2 separate regions of the Homo sapiens genome follow, and region 1 is linked to region 2. Evidence: read pairs that join two places in POLR2A ChIA-PET (ENCODE). Cell type or tissue: Panc1. All regions are shown on one strand. Each heading gives the region's core, and the rest is flanking DNA. Links, peaks and the distances in the headings are about the cores only. Region 1 has its middle 14 kb from the start of SEMA3C. Region 2 has its middle 73 kb from the start of GNAT3.

The links. ChIA-PET counts read pairs that join two places held together with the same protein. Peaks named below come from ENCODE experiments on the same cell type or tissue, not always from the same donor. Only the 100,000 strongest peaks of a DNase experiment are listed, where the experiment ranks them.
Region 1: POLR2A ChIA-PET joins it to region 2 with 10 read pairs; 2 of 35 experiments call an interaction of 5 or more read pairs at or near these places.

What each region holds. Positions count from the first base shown.
Region 1 is chr7:80,931,354-80,934,284 of GRCh38, reverse strand. No RefSeq gene overlaps it. Among named protein-coding and RNA genes, the nearest start is that of SEMA3C, 14 kb to the right of the region's middle. In Panc1, for the core only: no CTCF peak of the experiment used is centred there; no DNase peak of the experiment used is centred there; H3K27ac peaks cover 1,253 bases.
Region 2 is chr7:80,437,241-80,440,171 of GRCh38, reverse strand. No RefSeq gene overlaps it. Among named protein-coding and RNA genes, the nearest start is that of GNAT3, 73 kb to the left of the region's middle. In Panc1, for the core only: no CTCF peak of the experiment used is centred there; no DNase peak of the experiment used is centred there.

The DNA.
Region 1 (2,931 bases), core at 224-2,723, 490 kb before region 2:
ATTACTTTCCACACAGCCTTTCTTAGGAAGCTTCTGAAATATGCATTCCAGAAGAAAACAGGGAGTATACAAATATACAAAAAGAGGAAGATAGACATACTGAATAAGGAAAATGGAGAATCTAACCCTCAACAGTCATGTAGAATTGTACCACTTGGTTTATAGAATAATCAGCCCAGATCAAAGCAGAAGAATGAATGTTAGAGAAAAGAATCGTTTCAGGAGGGAAAAAAAAAGGGGGATATCACAGGTTTGTTATTTTTGAGAATTCTGAAAAACATGAAACATGATATCAGCTACAAGGAAAAAAAAGATAGTCACCTTTATATTGCAGAAAAAAAGGAAAAAAGTAAATTGATGAAATGAATAGCACTAGATAGGAAAGAAAATGTTATCACAGCCTACCCCTTGGTTCCACATAGACATCATTTAGATGGACATAACAGTACTTCTTACTGCTTTTCAATTTTATAAACTAGCTATAGAAAACAACAGAAGGGTTAATTTTGGCTACAAAATGAAATAAAATGTAACTAATTTTGACAACACATGATAAAATATTCTAGCTACTAACGAGAGGAAGTTTGATAAGAGCTGAAGAAGTTGTGGGTAGTAATAATATACACATCCTATAAAATGTGTATTCAAGAAATTTTGTTTATTGTTGATGAAATAAAAGTGTAAGAATATTATTTATAACAAAAAACTAAACAAATAAATAATCTCTCACAGGGAGAGACGATCAACAGCAAATGTTATATGAGGTCTCTACTTCCACCTATAATTCCATGAACATCAAAGATAATCTCTAAAATTAAGAAATATTAATATAGACCATTATAAATGTTTAAAAGTGGAGAACAGGACTAGAGGAAAGGATCCAATGGCCAGAAAATATTATTTTTCATTGTAAGCCCATCTCTACTATTTAGATTTTTTAGATTGATGCTACCTTCCAAAACAACCCTATTTTGTAATGATTTTAGATTTACAGAAAGGTGACATATTACAGACAGTTCTCAAAACCTTCATGCAATTACCCTCATTGTTAACATCTGACATGGCCATGATAAATTTATCAGAACTAAGGAACTGACATCGTACATTATAACTAATTGAACTCCAGGCTTTATGGCTTTCACCAGGTGTTTTATTAATGTTCTCTTTATGTGCCAGATCCAACCCAGGGTACCACACTGCATTTAGTCTTCATGTCTTCCCCGTCTCTTCTGGTCTGCAGGAGTTTCTCTTTCTTTTCTTTCTTTGCATGACCTTGATAATCTTGAGGAGTGCTGGCCAGGTATTCTGCACAATGTCTTCTAATCTGGGTTTTTCTGTATTTTTCATGAATAGACTGTGGTTATAGGTTTTGGAAAGATTAGAACAGAGTTGAAGTCCCCTTTTCTTCATATCACAATGGAAGTACATGGTATCCAGATTATACCACTCATGAGGTTATCCTTGATTATTAGGCTAAAGTAGTGTTTTCCAGGTTTCTCCATTGTGCAGTTACTGTTATTCTTTCTCTTGCTCTATTCTTTGGAAGTGAGTCATTGGAGTTGGAGATAGGAATTAAGCTCCACCTCCTATACTGGGGATTATCTACACATATTATTTGGAATTCTTCTGAAAGAAACATTCAGTCATTTGTTTTATATCAGCATGTATTCATGTATACTTACTTTATACTTGAGGTTATAATCCAGTACTATGTTATATTATGTATTTGTGCCTCAAATTGTTGTAGCTTTGGCCATTGAGAGCCCTTTCAGGTTATTTATGTCCTTTTTTTTTTTTTTTTTTGAGACGGAGTCTCGGTCTGTTGCCCAGGCTAGAGTGCAGTGGCGTGATCTCAGCTCACTGCAAACTCTGCCTCCTGGGCTTATGCCATTCTCCTGCCTCAGCCTCCGGAGTAGCTGGGACTACAGGCGCCCACCACCACGCCTGGCTAATTTTTTGTATTTTGAGTAGAGACGGGGTTTCACCATGTTAGCCGGGATGGTCTCTATCTCCTGACCTCGTGATCCACCCGCCTCGGCCTCTCAAAGTGCTGGGATTACAGGTGTGAGCCACTGCGCCCGGCCTATTCATGTCCTTTTTAAGTGATCACATTCTTTTGTTTTTGACTACTTTACTTTTTGAAACTACAAGATGCTCTAGACCCATCTTTTATTTTTCTGCTCGATACTAAAATTAGCCATTTTCTCAATGAACTCTCATTAGTTTTTACTGGAGAACAGTATTTAGACACCAGGGTCTGGGTGTTGAGGGTGCTTGTTACTACTCTGGTGGCATTGCTTCTAGGGATTCTCAATGGAGCGAGGATGTGTGTGTGTGTGTGTATATATACACATGTATGTGTGTGTACATATATATATACACATGTATGTGTGTGTACATATATATGTGTGTGTGTGTGTATATATATATATGCCATGTTCACATACTGTGTAAAGGTCTGTCAAAACGTATGTGTGAGTGGTTGTGTAAACAGGTTTTTTGGGGTTTTTTTTGGATGAAGTCTTGCTCTGCTGCCAGGCTGGAGTGCTGTGGCGTGATCTCGGCTCATGGCAACCTCCGCCTCCCGGGTTCAAGCAATTCTCCTGCCTCAGCCTCCCGATTAGCTGGGACTACAGGCGCCTGTCACCACGCCCAGCTAATTTATGTATTTTTAGTAGAGACGGGGTTTCACCATGTTGGCCAGGATGGTCTTGATCTCTTGACCTTGTGATCTGCCCGCCTCGGGCTCCCAAAGTGCTGGGATTACAGGTGTGAGCCACCATGCCTGGCCGTGTAAAGAGATTCATTTTAAGGAATTGGTTCAGGCAGTTATGGAGGCTTGACAAATCCAAAATCTTCAGGGTGGGCTGGCAGCCTGGAAACCCAGGGAGGACTAAACATTACATTTCAGGTCTGCTGCGGAATTCCTTC
Region 2 (2,931 bases), core at 188-2,687:
ATTTATTTTCTGTTAAATACACCCTGAGCCTCTCCATCAATGAAGCTAGTGTTCCTGCTCTAACACCACTCTCTACCAAGGTTTCATAAGTCCTGTCCCTCCCCACAGCATGTTGAAAGTTGTCTCTCCTTCCCCCTCTATTCAGTAAGTGTGTGATTTAATTTCACCAGATGATTCACCCTAGTTCTCCCATTTAGTTAAAAATTTAACCACCAATAAAAAATTTAACTTTTTTTAAACCGAATTTGCTCAACTAAAATGGAAGACTATACCTTCCTTCATGGATTTCTATGAAAGCTGAATGAAATAGTGAATCCAAAGTGCTCATTAGAGTTCCCGAACATCACAATTCTCAATGATTATCAAATAAATTTGAATGAGACTTATCTGAGCATAATGGCTTTCCACTCCATATCTACATGTAAAAATCAATGAGAATGACATAAAATGCAGGAGAAAGAATTAAAATTTGAATAGAAATTCAGATTAGTTCAAAATCATGAAGATATAGTGCTCTAAACTTTATAATCATCCCCATCCGATTACTTTAAACGTGGTGTGCTATTTTAACCCAAGTAAAGGTACACTAGTTCAAGTAACATGCAATAACATTCTTATCATTATTTACTGAAAGGTGGAGTGTACTGGCTTTAAAATAATCTCTGTGTTAAATTAGTTAATAACATTTTTCATTTAAGAAGGGTTTAAAAATAATTTTTCAAGCAGAGATGCAAAACAATCAAAGCATGTAATTTGCCTTTATCACTTTTACTTTTTATATTAAGGATGGACAAAAATATTCTACTCATAGGAAAGGAGATAAAATTGTGACTCACTCCTTTGAGTCTGCAAATTAAAAGAGAAAAACAAGCATGTAGCTGGAGGATAGATGAATGGCAGAAGATAAAATCCAAGGGCCATTATACCAAAGGAGGGTGAAGACTTATTAATGAATTTCAAAACCCAGTGTATACCTTTTGCATTGCTGTGAATAAATGCCTTTGATATCTCAAACAGAATTAAACAAGAAGGAGGTGACCTGTCAAAATGAATAGAATGAAAGGAACCTCTCTTTACACTCTCATTTATTTGTTTATTATTATTATTATTATTTTGAGATGGAGTCTCGCTCTGTCACCCAAGCTGGTGTACAGCGGCGCGATCTTGGCTCACTGCAAGCTCCGCCTCCCGAGTTCACACCATTCTCCTGCCTCAGCCTCACGAGTAGCTGGGACTACAGGTGCCCACCACTGCACCCAGCTAATTTTTTGTTTTTTAGTACAGAAGGGGTTTCACCTTGTTAGCCAGCATGGTCTCGATCTCCTGACCTCGTGATCCACCCGCCTCGGCCTCCCAAAGTGCTGGGATTACAGGCTTGAGCCACCGACTCTCATTTATTTTTTGCTATAAATTTGTAAGTTTTCTAAGATGGCAGCAATGATTTCAGAAAAAAAATTTGAGGCAGGAGTAATAAATGACAGTGATTTTAATATTCTACAGATTAGTACAACATGATATAAATAAGAATAAGGAGAAAAATTATGAAATTCTGCTTATGATGAATAAACTGCAATAAGAGAGGTGCCTTTATTCAGTGAAACCCTTAGAGGAATCATAGACACTATTAAGTGAGAGAAATCCTGTTATTAACTCCTTCCTTCTCCCACCTGCTACCTTTGAAAGAAGTAATATTGTGTGATATGAATCAACTCAGCCTATTGCTCAGGAATGTAAGATCTGAAGCCAGACTCCTTGGGTTCAAACCCAGGCTCTACTACAAGTTCAAACCTAAGCTTTACTACTTGCTAACTCTGTAACTCTGTGACTTAAATGCTGAGCTTCAGTTTCTTTATTGTTTGTTTGTTTGTTTGTTTGTTTGTTTGAGACAGGATCTCATTCTTTCACTCATGCTATAGTGCAGTGGTGCAAACATGGCTCACTGCAGCCTTGACCTTCTAGACTCAAGCAATCCTCCCGCCTTAGCCTCCTGAGTAGCTGGGGCCACAAGCACACACCACTATGCACAGCTAATGTTTCAATTTTTTGTAAAGAGGAGGTCTCATCATGTTGTCCAGGCTGGTCTCAAACTCCTGGGCTTAAGTAATCCTCCTGCCTTGGCCTCCCAATGCAGCTGGAATTTCAGGTGTGAGCCACCATGCCTGACCCAGTTTCCTCATTGTTAATATGACCCTAATAATGGTTTCCTAATCCATTGATTTGTTATAAGAGGTATACTAATGTATATAAAGTACATAACACAATACCTGGTACATATTAAACATCAAACTAGCTGTTATTTTTGTGACTGCAGCCTTTTTACAAACACAGAAGTGACAAAAAGTACACTGAAAAGCCTCTGAAAGATTCCCAGTTTCCAGTCTGACATTGAAGGAGCTTGGATGAGGTCACTCTATCCTAAGAAGTAAAGTTTCAGTTGGCTATTCTGATACTTTTTCCTCTCCATATACATTTTAGAATCTGTTGTTATCTACAAAATAACTCGCTAGGGTTTTTACTGGAATTGTGTTTAATCTATAAAGCAAGCTAGGAAGAACTGACATATTGATGAGTACTCCTATCCATGAACATGGAATGTCTCATTATTTATTTAGTTATTTGGTTTTTTCATCAGAGTTCTTATGTGTGGACATAACTATCTATACACAAATGTACTTTTACATGTGGGCGTAAGTAACTATACACAAGTGTTTTTGTATTTTGTTTGTTTGTTTGTTTTGTTGTTTTAGAGACAGAGTCTCACTCTGTTGCCCAGGCTGGAGTGCAATGGCACAATCTCAGCTCACTGCAACCTCTGCCTTCCGGGTTCAAGTGATTCTCCTGCCTCAGCCTCCCAAGTAGCTGGGATTACAAGTGCCCGCCACCATGCCCAGCTAATTTTTGTATTTTTGGTAGAGACAGGGTTTCACCATG